2 separate regions of the Homo sapiens genome follow, and region 2 is linked to region 1. A link is a contact called in ENCODE Hi-C or POLR2A ChIA-PET data. All regions are on one chromosome and are shown on one strand. The core of a region is the stretch at or near the end of the contact, and the rest is flanking DNA. Distances in the headings are between cores, read along the strand shown. Region 1 overlaps ABCA5 (ATP binding cassette subfamily A member 5). Region 2 has its middle 390 kb from the start of KCNJ2.

Region 1 (6,778 bases), core at 2,468-4,967:
TTCACACACTGCTGGTAGGGATAACATAAAATGGAACACTCATCTTGGAAAATAATTTGGCAATTTCTTATAAAATTAACATGTATAATTCAGCAATTGCACTCTTGGGCATTTATCTCAGAGAAATGAAAATGATGTTTACACAAAACCTGTATGCAAATGTCCACAGCAACTTTACAAAAGCCAAAAACGGAAAACAATCCAAATGTTCTTCAACAGGCAAATGGTTAGAGAAAGTGTGATGTATCCATACCATGGAATATTACTCAGCAATGAAAAGGAATGGATTATTGATAAATACAAATAGGATGAACTTCAAAAAAAATGCTATTTGAAAAAAGCCAATCCCAAAAGAAAACTTATTGTGATGCCATTTTACATTTTTGAACTATCAAAATTACAGAAATAGAGAACAGAGTAGTGGTTGCCACAGGTCAGAGAGGCTAGGAAAGAGCAAAAAATGGGAATCTTTTTGGTGACAGAAATGTTCTGTATCTTGACTGTGTCAATGCCAATACCCTGTTACATTGTACTATAATTTTACGAGATGTTATTATTGGGACAAAATGTAAAGAGTACACAGGATCTCTCTGTCATTTCTAACAAACAAACATGAATATACAACTATCTCAAAATAGAAACTTTAATTAAAAATAAGTTAGTGGGTGCAGTGCACCAGCATGGCACATGTATACATATGTAACTAACCTGCACAATGTGCACATGTACCCTAAAACTTAAAGTATAATAAAAATATATATATATATAAATAAAAAAATTAAAAAATAAATAAATAAAAATAAAAAATTTATATTGGAAAAAAAATGTTTCAGTTGAAACAAGAAAGAAAATGCAAATGTCCAGTAAATTTTATTATTGTGCAGTGGGTTATGGATTTCTATATTCCTTATACTTTTCTATAATTTATACATTACTACAATGAGTATATTTAACAAAAATTGAATATTATTTTAAAAATAGAGATATGTGTTACTTTTATAGTAAACAAATAACAAAATTTTTATTAGAATGTATTTATTTATTTTATTTATTTATTTATTTATTTATTTTTGAGATGGAGTTTTTGCTCTTGTTGCCCAGGCTGGAGTGCAATGGCATGATCTCGGCTCACTGCAATCTCCGCCTCTCGGGTTCAAGTGATTCTCCTGCCTCACCCTCCTGAGTAGCTGGGATTACAGGCATGCACCACCACGCCCTAATTTTTTTTCTATTTTTAGTAGAGACGGGGTTTCTCCATGTTGGTCAGGCTAGTCTCGAACTCCCAACCTCAGGTGATCCGCCCACCTCGGCCTCCCAAAGTGCTGGGATTACAGGCGTGGTCCACCACGCCTGGCCTACAATTTATTTTTTTAGAATTTATTAAAATAATGAGCTCATTATTCATCACAGTCTGTAAATTAATTTAGACAAATTTGTTTTTACTGAATTAAGATCATCCATGAAGAAGATCAGAATTTTTATTAGAGCAGTAAGATATAATCTCAGCAGAGTGAAAAAGTGGGAGGCTTTGAACAACCAAAGACTGTACAAGATCGCTATATGCCTGAAGGAAAACAAAAGGGAAAGGCGTAAAAAGAAAGTGAAAGAATACCAAAGAACCTCTGTATACTTAGCAATTTCTCCAAGGCCCTAATGATGACAATCACTTTCATCTATTTTTTTTCCATTAATAAGAATTTAGCACCTTGACTACTTAATACCTCTGTTAAAGGATAAAAGGGACGGGCATGTTAGTTTGCCAGTTAAGAACATAAAGATCACAGTCACTTCCCAAATCCACAATTTAAACAAGTTGAGTCAACCTGAGCAAGTCATATGAACAATCCCATCTTTGATTTCCTGATCTATAAGAAATCAGTAACAAAAAACTTACCTCACAATGTTGTGAGAATTAGAGAATATAATTTTTAAAGCATGTAGCAAGTCTCAAATAATAAATATTAATTATCACTTATTACAATAAGAAACTATAATAAATGTATTTATATTCCATTTACTTATTTCTGAAATAACAATTATACTAAGCCTTGCAATCAAGCAAATAGGTTATTTTTATATGACACTTCTTATTAGCAAATTATATATTTTTAACTGAGTCATTACCTTATGATTCTCTGCATTTTCCATGGCAAAGTAAGGTGGCATTGCAGTAACAATGATTCCAAGCAAAGCTGCTTGAAAATACAGCTCAATTTTAAAAACTATATCAGTAATTTCCTGAAAGACAACCACAGAGTAACAAATGGAACTGAGAATCATTTTATATCTTAAGATATATCTTAGGATATATCTTATATCAAAAAAAAATCAAAACCTCAGAAAGAATGTATTAGAATATCTAACCCAGGCATAGTCTACATGAAAGAATGAGTGGCAGATGTATTAACAGGTGGTTGTGGACAATATTACCAACTCTGCCACTTATTAATAACTATCTGATCCTAAGCAAATCATTTTACTTTCATTTTCCTGTCTACAACACAGAATAATCAGGCATATAAATTACGCTTCACAATTTCATAAAAATGAATGATGTATTTGAAAAGCAGTTAGTATGTCCACCATAGTGGTCCTATGAAATAATAATAAATATCTAAGAATGATATTTGTTGCTCTTGTCTTTTTAATTGGGAAAAGCTATATCCAAGCTCAGCTTCCTATGGAACTAGAACTTCTTCTCCCAAGCAGAAGAGGAATTAACTCCCACAGGCCCCAATGTCGTTAGCTTCCCCAGGGATCCAGGTGCAGTCAGCTAACTTTCCCAGACAATCAATAAACAGCTAGCACTTCAAATGCAGATTACCCAAGTCCAAGGATACTATATTATCAGCCACCCTCACCAAGGTCAGTTTCCTCCCCTTGTTCTATAAGAATACAGACCCGTGGGACAGAGAAGGTACTCTGCACTGGAATAGAATCCGCAGTGCCTAGCAGATACCCTCGCACTGGCACACCCCTCCATGGGATGACATAGAGACAGAGTACATCACTGTCTTGCTGAAACCTAGCCTTCTGAGTTTTCCTATTTAGCAATTAAGTCAATTCCAAAGTTCAGGTCATATGACATTGCAGAATTTGTCTGAAACTCTCGTAATATGACAGTGGAGGCTCAGAAAGAACCCACAAATATGTAGACTAGTAGTGCAAGAAGTGGAAATGAATGAGACTACAGTTGGATCCAATCATACAGAATCTAATGAAGAAACAAATTTGAAATATTAATACGACTATATATGAATAGTTAGCTTCAAAAACTCCCATGTATTTCTTTCGAAATATAGTATGATTATATGTCAGTGTTGTTGAAAATTGTAAGTTGTAAAATCTTGTGTAATAGTTATGGATACAGACATATGTAGTAACATCAAAAAAACACGTATGGGAATTACAAATTGTGAAATTGTGAATTGCGGTTACTCCTACGGAGGAGAGAAGGAAACAAGATTGGAGAGGGGTAACATGAGTTTTCACCTGTGTCTTAAAAGTTTTACTAAAAACAAATATTATGCAATATTAACATTTGAAATATTTGGATAGTAGGTGGTTCGTTTTCTGTACGTTTGAAATATTTCATAATATGAGATACCTCTCCACAGACACTGCTGCTGGAAATGGAAAATGATGCAACCATTTTGGAAAGCAGTTTGGCAGTTCTTCAAGTGTTAAACATAGAGTTACTAGATGATCTAGCAATTCCACTCCTAATTATATATCCAAGAGAAATAAAAACATATGCTCATACAAAATCTTCTACTCAAATATTCATAAGCATTACTCATAATAGCCAAAAGGTGGAAATAACCCAAATGCCATCAACTGATGAACAGATAAGTAGAATGCAGTATTTCACATAAACATTCCATACATTCCACACAATGAAATATGATTTGGTAGTAAAAATAAATGAAGCACTGATACGTGTTACAAAACAGATGAATCTTCAAAGCAGTATGCTAAGTACAAGAAAGCAGACAAAAAAGACTACATACTGTATGATTCCATTTATATAAAATGTCTAAAATAAGGAAATCCATAGAAACAGAAAGTACATTAGTGGTTGCCTAGGGTTGGGAGTGGGTATGAGAGGAAATGAGTGATTACTAATGAGTATAAGGGTTATTTTTTTTGGAGGGGGGTGATGGCATATTTAAAACTGACTGTAGTGATGACTGCACAACTCTATAAGCATAATAAAAGACACCGAAGTGTATACTTTGAATAATGGTCAGGTTGATTGGGCATTATATTTCAATGAAGCTGTTTTTAAAAGTATGAAAAGAAGAAGATAGAAAATATTGTTACAGATATTTGTCCATTTATTTTTTAGCATATGAAAATCAAAAGGATTAAGAGAAAATATGTTGGATACTTTTCTGTAATCTTGATTCTGATATGTACAATCCAACAGTTCTATCTAGAGGAAAAATGGTTGCCTGGGTGACTTCTCAAGTTTTTTTCAATACCCAATACCTGGATTTTAGGTAAAAAATATTCATTTAAAAATTATCTTATATTTTATTCTATGATCAATATAGAACACACTTATTCCTTATACAAATATTAATACCAAAACAGAATCTCCTTTACCCTGAAACATACTTCTACTGGGGAATCCTAAACCTTAATGTAAACCGTTTCTCACTTGAGTTTTAAGAAGTCTAAGAGATCTCACAAGATAAATTTCTACATATTTTGTTATTTTTGCTTAGTTTTTAATGGTTATTATATATATGACATGCATATGGAAATTTATCTGTATATACATTGGCTTACTTGAAAGAATGGGGTACTCCAGATCTGGATGGTTTCAGTCACATTTAAATGATAAAGATAGTAGTTACTAATGATATTCACTAATATAGGTAAAGAATAAACCATAGTACTGTTGAAAACAGCTGCAAAAACATAGTCCTACAATTAAAAAAAAGACACTTATTACATACTGTATATAAGCGGATATATTATTGATATGTACCAAGCTTTTCTCACCAACAAAGCTAATTCTCATACAGAAAAACTGCTTCAACAACTCACAGAAATAATACTCAATGACAGATAAAGACAATCTGGTTTGGAATGTACAGATATTTTAATATTTTAAACAAGCATATAATTTTTTAAAAAACTAAATTTCTGTAACTTTATATATTGGTCATCTGTGAAGTAATGAAATATATCATAAATAAAGACAGCTAGTTATTTCCAAAAGTAAAATCTAATTTCTAACTCATAAGGTCAAATCAACAAATAATTAATTTTAGAAGAAACGTTTTAATCTTGCATAACTCCCAAATGGATATTCATTCACTGCATTCATCTTACCTTTTCTGAATGCATCACATTTAAAGCCGCACTATGGGGAGCCACGGATACATAGTCACTGTCATTAATCATCGTCACCATTATGTTCTGGCTTGTGAAAAAGCTAATAAGATCACTGATATCTGAGTCTGGTGTTAGAAAATAAGCAAATAATAAAAAATGAGTCTAAACGAGGCTTTTAGTAACACTGGGAAGATAATTCTATTTTTAGAGAAATATTTTATTTTCATTAGCGAATACGCAAGTAAGTACATTGGCTCTGAAGCCAGTCAGCCTGGTTTTAAAGTTGAGTTGTAACATTAAACTATTCGTCCTTCAAGCAAGTTACCTAGATGTTCTGGACCTTAAGTTCCCTCTTTTGTAAAGTGGGTAAAATAAGTATATCTGCCTTATAGGTAGAGTGATCATCCTGAGAATTAAATGACTGAATATATACACAGAGTTTAGAACCTGACACATAGTAACTGCGCATATTTTAGCTGCTGCTGCTGCTGCTGCCACCACTGCTGCTGCTGCTACAACTATTATTAACATTGAAAAGTTAACCTATAACACATGAAATTTGGTTAAATAATAAGAATAAAAATCTATCTGACAATTTTAGGTAACAAGATAACCTGCTAAGTTCAGAAAGGTATAGGTGTGGTAACATCACTCCCTAGAGAATTTTTTGTAGGCTCTGGGCAGACATGTCAATTGCCTTAACTACCTTAAAATATTCAAACACATAATCACATCTCTACATTCTCTAAAGTACCTGGAGCCAAGAGTAAGATTTTAAATCCTGTCGGGATTTAAATCTATACCAACATGTCTGCCGAATAGATGCAGTTTCTCCTCCATCATAACAAAAATCAGGATTCAGGGAAGGACAAATGTGACTTTAGAGAGAAATTTAAATCAAACAAAGCAAAACATTACTAGTAACTGAATAGTATGGCAGGGTGGATCAGACACAGCACTAGATCTCAGTGTCATAGAGAATGGTGACACTACTTTACTCCCAACCTAGTACCTTAACTGATCTCTTATCTCTAACTTGCAAGACCAGCTATGTACCCTGAGAAGAGAGACACATTATAAGTGAAGGAACCACAGCACAAGAGATACAAAAAGCTCTGCAAGGTGGGTAAGATACCACCCAATATATATACACACAGAGGCCAGTGGTTCAAAAAAAAGTGGTTTTATTTTGGAACACACACAAGGCTTAGGAAAATATGGCATGCATAAGCAAGCAACTCTAAGAATAATAAAAAATTAAGAGACAAACTGAAAATACTAGAATTTCTGCAGATCAATGAGAATTAACTCAAAGCAAAAAGATATGATTTGAATCCAAGTTCCTTTAAAAAAAAAAGAAATATTTGAGATACATGTACAATTCCCTGGACACATATAAAAAATGTCAAGATTAGCACAGTGTAAGGATTAT
Region 2 (6,778 bases), core at 1,219-3,718, 1.3 Mb after region 1:
ATGTGGCAACACAATGGTACAGAAGCTTTTGTGAAAGTTTTTGTTTCCATGAATGATGGGAACTGCCAAAATTGAGAATTATGCACTCTGAGTGAACTTTCACATAGCTTAGGTTGGCATCACCAAGTGAGAAGCCCAGGACTTAAAAAATAAGGTAAAACAAGACAGGAGGTTTTTGTTTTGTTTTTCCTAGACTATGGCTCAAGGACCACCTGAACGGAAATCCCCTGGGTAGCTGATTAGGCATACTTTTTTTTTTTTTTTTTTTCGAGATGGAGTCTTGCTGTGTCACCCAGGTTGAGTGCAATGGCATGATCTCAGTTCACTGTAACTTCTGCCTCCTGGGTTCAAGCGATTCTCGTGCCTCAGCCTCCCGCGTAGCTGGGATTACAGGCACCCGCCACCAAGCCCGGCTAATGTTTGTATTTTTATTTTAGTAGAGATAGGGTTCTGCCATGCTGGCCAGGCTGGCCTGGAACTCCTGACCTCAGGTGATCTGCTCACCTCGGCCTCCCAAAGTGCTGGGATCACAGGCATGAGCTACCATGCCCGGCCTAGACGCACTTTTTAACAAGCATGTAAGAGACTCTTACACATAGTGAAATGTAAGAATTGCTAGATCAATCTAAACCAGAGATCCTCTGCTGTGGCGGCACATTTGCATCACCAAGGGAGCTTTCAAAATTGCCATGCCCTTGACATGCCTAAGACCAATTAAGTCAGGATCTCTAGGCATGACCACCAGATATCAGTATTATTTAAGTCTCCCCAAGTAGTTACAATGAGTAGCCAAGGATGAGATCTTCTGGTCTATTCTATGTCATCCTTAGCACATCTGAGAGCTCCACTGCCTGCATGTCTGATGTTTTGTTGTACAACTACGTCATTCTGACAATATTTCAAAGCATTGAAAGAACATTTATTTCCTTTGTACAAAATGCCTTGAGCAAGCAAGATTGTCTCAGGTGCATTTGCCGTAATTGCTTGCCTTGGTCTTATTACCTTGTGAAAAATTATGTATCTTTAATCTATGCTTTGGGTGGCAAAATTAATTAATAATTAACTTTGTACTTACCTAATAAAATAATGTTGATGTAAAGTCCTCTAAGTAGTCCTCTCACTTACTAATTTTATCTATGTATTGGCATGAATATCTTGGTTGAACCAAAGAAATAAAACCTAAAATATATGCCTCACAAAAATGTGCTTTATTTAAGTAGATTCAATGAATGAGATATCAGCTCTCCTCAAATCATTATAATGTACCTGTAAGTAACGAACTTTCATAATGTATTTAATCTATAAAAATGATTCTATATGCAGCTTTTCAGGAATGCATGCATATATTTCAGAAAGTAAAATTCCCTTTTTTTCCAGGGGAAGACTTACTAAGATATTCCACTTGAATGTATGAAGTACTTGATAAAGTGCATTTCTGCTTTACATGGTTGGAATTCTACTTTAGTGCTAACCTTGCATTTTTAAATTTTGCTAATAGAGACCATATAAAAATTCACCTGCAAAGCAACTTAAAGAATGTTCTTATTTATTATTTGTAAATGTGGCATCCTTTACCTATCATGCACACCCTGCAACATCTCCCCCAATTAAATAGATTTTGTTCTTCAATGAAGTACAATAGTTTGATGGATTACATTTAGGAAAACACGTCAGTCAATATGAACCACCGAATCCCAAAATGCTATTCAAATACCCTTATGATCTCTTTAACAAACAAAAGCCTTCAGACATCATGTAAGAACCATTGCATCTTTACTTTTTAATGCAATACAATTATTTGTGCCTACCTAAAGGTAACCAGATACAGGTTGCCTTTTGAAGTTTGCAGTAGCTTCATTTTATTCTGAACCAGAAAGTTAGCCACACCAGAGAACACTTTTTTCCCATTGTCTTCTTCAAATGTGGTTTTGATTGCCCATTGACAAAGCCAAGCTAGTGATCAGTATATTGTGATTCTCCTAATTAAAAGCATGCTAACACCTAGAATACAGTAGTTGTCCCTTATCCATGGGGGATATGTTCCAAGATCCCCAGTGGATCCTGAAGCCGTGGGTACTGAACCCTATATATACCCTGTTTTTTTTTCTATACATACACACCTATGACTAAATTTAAGTATAAATTGGACACAGTAACAGATTAACAACAATCACTAATAATAGAAAAATTATGACAATATTTTGTAATAGAAGTTGTGTGAATGTGGTCTCTCTTTCTCTCAAAATATCTTACTGTGATGTACTCACCTGTTTTCAGACCATGGTTGACTGTGGGTAACTAAAACCATGGCAACCAAAACCAGGGATAAAAGGGCACTACTGTAAACCATTCCCATAGTCCCACAACTCCCATGATAAAGACTTCACACTATAAATGAAAGAACTGTTTGATTGGCACAGACCCATCTTTGAGAGAGCCTGGAGAGCCTGGCCACCCTCCCCCCACAATATGTGCCAATGTGCCAATCATGTCTCTTTGGAATTTCACAGGCCATAGCCTTTGTTATGTGCCCTTAAAACAGCCCCTGTCCATCTACCATGCTGTTGGCTCTCTGCCATCCTTTCTAGCACTCTTAAAACAGACTATAATTGGCATTTGCTTGGCTGGGAGTCAATTTATTTTATTGCTACCTTTCCCAGTTGCCTTAACCGTTGGATGTCTTGACAGTTGGCAAATGTAGACTGTGGTTCTGATATGTCACATAAAATCTGTTGGATGAATACTTTCCTCTAGGAAAAAGTGAAAGTGAAATCCCATCCTGGTCCACCCTCTTTCCAAAACAATAAACATTTCCTGGCTTCCACAATTCCCCTAATCATTTAAAGCAGTACAGTTGTTATGGAATGGGCAGCTGAACTTAATGCGTGTCTGGACCATCTGTTCTAGTATTTAGTCTTAAAGAAGATTGCTTAAGTGACTACAGTTCATTGCAAAGAGGGTGAGTTCCATCAGGGAAAGTGCTAGGGTACTATGTCATAGAAAAACATAATCCAGAGACTCTGGAAGGACTATTTTTCACTTAGCAATGCTTAACATCCATGGAAAAAAATAAATTATTTTCCTAGGTACACAAGTAATACACAGACAAACTTGTCTCCAAATTTGTGATTTGTGTTACATTATGGACACAAATATGATATGGTTGTAGAAGAGACACAAAGAGTTTTATCGCTTTATTTTCTTGAGACATATTTTTTTAATTATAGAAACATCCTAAGTTCAAAAAGTCAGACAAAGGTCAGACAATTTACACATAATAAATGGCATGAAGTAGATAGGCAAGAAATACTGAGATTATAGAGGTAAGAATATTTTATTAAGTGAAATTCCTCACATAGCTTTTAACTATGACATTCACTATATTTCTGGGCCAGAGATTTTACAAATAATGAAGTACTTTTGTTGTTTCAACAGACTTTACCACAAGGTTCTGGTTTTGTTTAACGTTAGTGTAGGACAAATTAAGACTGTCCAGTATATGAAACCTTCAAACTTGAGAATATATAAACAGTACAGACATTATGGACCATAGTACTCACTCAGGAAACTAATTTTTTATGTGATCTCACATCATCCAAGTGCATGACTCAGTTCAGTCAAATGCCCAGAATATAAATGGAAGCAAGGCTAGTAGTAACAGTGACAGAGCAAGTTGTTATAAGAAGAACTTCCAATTATGAAGCATCCAAAAATGGAAATTTCTGCCTCTTCAAGCAGGAAGTAAATCAAATTTGAAAATATTAGGGAAAAAAAGCCTGGGAGTCTTCAAATGAGATACATACTTTGGATGAGGGATTTGCCAAGATGGCCATTGTGATTCTAGAGCGTTAAACAAATTGTACCTTAAAATTGTATAATGTAGACAGTCGTGTGTGGGCCAAGTAACTTAATGAAAGACAAATAGAGTTTCCTTTTTCTTTGTGTCATTGAGAAAAATATATATATTTTAAATTTACTTCTAGGAATATTTACTAATTGAAAATAATTCATAAATGGAGTCAAATAGAGTTGACAATGAATGAATAACCAAGAGTAGATGGAAAGAGATTAGTAAAGATAAGCAATTGTGGAATAATCTTATAGTACTTTTGAGTGCTTTTTATTTTGTGAATTAAATTATGTGAAATGATAAATGATTTATAGCATAATCGAAAGAAGAATGACACCACAGCGAAGGCCCATATTGAGCAGCAAGTCAACTGCTAGGGCTACGCGAGGCAAAGTTGGTTGGCAACCAGGTTCCTCAATAGCTGTCATGCTCCAGAAAAGAGCCACTTCTACAGCAGGTTCCAGAAAAAATAAAGGGGATAGATTAACGTAAACATTCAAATAAAGAAAAAAAAAGACAACACGTAAGGCGCAAACGTTCCCTGCTAGTTTCTACTGACATTTTTTATTAACATTCCTTCAGTTTGTTGGAGGAGACAGTGATTTACCTTAAAAATATTTCCTAGCCTCACTTGAGGTTGCAGGTGACCGTGCGATTAGGCTTTAGCCAATGAAATATGAATGAGTGTCCCATGAATGAGGGCTTCCAGAAAGCTCCATGAGAGTAGATTTGTGTGAAAAGTTCATTTTGCTCCTCTCTTTTGGAATAAGGAGGCCAATTTGAAAGCACAAGAAACAGTGAAAGAAGAGCTACAAGGAGCCTGAGTTTTCAATCACCATGTGCTTGCGTGCTAGCTTTGGGTTGTCTACTTCTAAACTTAATTTATGTGAGAGAAAAATAAACTTCTAATCTATTTAAGCCATTGTGTTTTAGTTTTCTATTTTTATCAGTTCTAAGCAGTGTCGAATTGATAAGAGCACAGACCTGTTATGACATCTATGGCATAGTTTATTTTTCTGTTTGTGAAGACCGTCACTTATATAAGGAGAAAACATCTCTTTATAATCCAGTTTACCATGTATGATAGATTTAATAATAATTTATGGAAAATGTAAGAAGAAAGTAATTTTAAGACATCAGGGGAATTAAAGAGAAGAATGCTTTGAACATTTTACTTTGTCTGATTGTAATTGAACTGAAATGTATTTCCTATATCTTGAAAAACCCTCTCAGTTTTAAATGTGGTCATCTCAGTTTCTTATACAGTAAATCTCTGCCCCCAAAACATTTATCCAGGATTTTGAGAATCTGTCCCTTGTCTGTAGGACGTTACCGTAGAGAGTCCTCTTCAATTCTTGGTTCACTCTTTCACTGTTCCTTTTTAATCCATCTAATTCATTCATCCTCAAAAAAGCGCTTAAGCATACTGTGTAACATACTCAGAATTATGCTAAGTACTATGAAGGAAGCCACAAAACACAAAACAGCATGCGTATTCAGCTTGATGATGTCATGTATCTCTTCTTTGAAGCTTGGGTAGTACTTTATAACATCAAGTAGGAAATATTTTTTTAAAATTTTATTATTATTATACTTTAAGTTTTATGGTACATGTGCACAACGTGCAGGTTTGTTACATATGTATACGTGTGCCATGTTGGTGTGCTGCACCCATTAACTCGTCGTTTAGCATTAGGTATATCTCCTAATGCTATCCCTCCCCTCTCCCCCCACCCCACAACAGTCCCTGGTGTGTGATGTTCCCCTTCCTGTGTCCAAGTGTTCTCATTGTTCAATTCCCACCTATGAGTGAGAATATGCGGTGTTTGGTTTTTTGTCCTTGCGATAGTTTGCTGAGAATGATGTAGGCAATAATTTTAACAATTTGAATAGCTCAGTAGCTCAGTCTTTACTTTTTTTTTTTTTTTTGAGACAGAGTTTTGCTCTTGTCGCCTAGGTTGGAGTGCAGTGGCGCTATCTCAGCAAACTGCAACCTGTGCCTCCCGGGTTCAAGTGATTCTCCTGCCTCAGCCTCCCAAGTAGCTGGGAATACAGGTGCCTGCCACCGTGTCCGGCTAATTTTTTGTATTTTTAGTAGAGACAGGGTTTCATCATGTTGGCCAGGCTGGTCTTGAACTCCTGACCTCAGGTGATCCACCCACCTTGGAAATTAGAAATGACTCATGGAAAATTCTTTATTTTGTGTCCAAGGAATCAACTGCTGAAATACAGATTAGGTGAAGATTGAATTGAGAAGAGTTCAATTGACCCATGTAAAAAATCTGCACATGTACCCCGAACCTAAAATAAAAGTAGAAAAAAAAGAAAAATAATCCCCCCCAGAGAATACTAAAAGCCCAAAGTAGAGATTTTATTTGACAATCAGCATTATACATAAAAGACTGATTCAACAGCTAAGCAAGAGCAGTGGGGAGCATGTGATAAGAACGACTCACATTTATTGACCCTTTAGTAATGGCTTGGCATATGCTGGTTTACCTATATGTATTGCCCATTTAATAATAGACAATAATAATGTCACTGCATCCTGTGCTTGTCAATCAATGTCCAGAGAGTAATATGCAATGGTAGGTGACAGTTTTAAGAAGGCTGAGCAACCTATATCTAGAGAAGAAGGACTGCAATGGGAAAGATTAGGCATCATGGCATTTGAGATCAGGAAAGAAAATGAGTGAGTTCGGAATATTCACAATCAGTGGGCCCAGATCATAACCCAATTCTATTTAATCTAATACAAGCTGCTGATCTTTAAGTAGCTACAGACTCCATCAACTTCAAATATCTTTGAGACTTGTAAATCTTCCTTGTCATTGTATTTTGGAAAGTGTTGCCCTGACACTGGCCCAAGTAACCACAGTTATTTTCTAAAAATGGCAAGCATAGTTCTCCATAAGGAGTTCCAGGCAA

Evidence for each region. Hi-C counts contacts between places; a loop is a spot of excess contacts on that map. ChIA-PET counts read pairs that join two places held with the same protein, here RNA polymerase II (POLR2A).
Region 2: a map of endothelial cell of umbilical vein shows a loop between it and region 1 (7-fold over the local background). The contact joins two enhancer-like sites. A Hi-C loop is called at or near these places in 1 of 168 maps with a recorded cell type or tissue (endothelial cell of umbilical vein). POLR2A ChIA-PET finds 5 or more read pairs at or near these places in 1 of 52 experiments (OCI-LY7).

The regions. Positions count from the first base shown.
Region 1 is chr17:69,265,819-69,272,596 of GRCh38, forward strand. ABCA5 (ATP binding cassette subfamily A member 5) reads right to left here. Exons shown (of 39, transcript NM_172232.4): 21 at 5,344-5,471; 22 at 4,795-4,932; 23 at 2,125-2,238. Among named protein-coding and RNA genes, the nearest start is that of PRO1804, 34 kb to the left of the region's middle. Within about 2 kb of position 3,718, at least 5 of the 41 ENCODE cell types and tissues checked have a DNase peak (open chromatin) inside an H3K27ac peak, as active enhancers do; they include endothelial cell of umbilical vein, where a contact is called at or near this core.
Region 2 is chr17:70,560,868-70,567,645 of GRCh38, forward strand. No RefSeq gene overlaps it. Among named protein-coding and RNA genes, the nearest start is that of KCNJ2, 390 kb to the left of the region's middle. Within about 2 kb of position 2,469, at least 2 of the 41 ENCODE cell types and tissues checked have a DNase peak (open chromatin) inside an H3K27ac peak, as active enhancers do; they include endothelial cell of umbilical vein, where a contact is called at or near this core.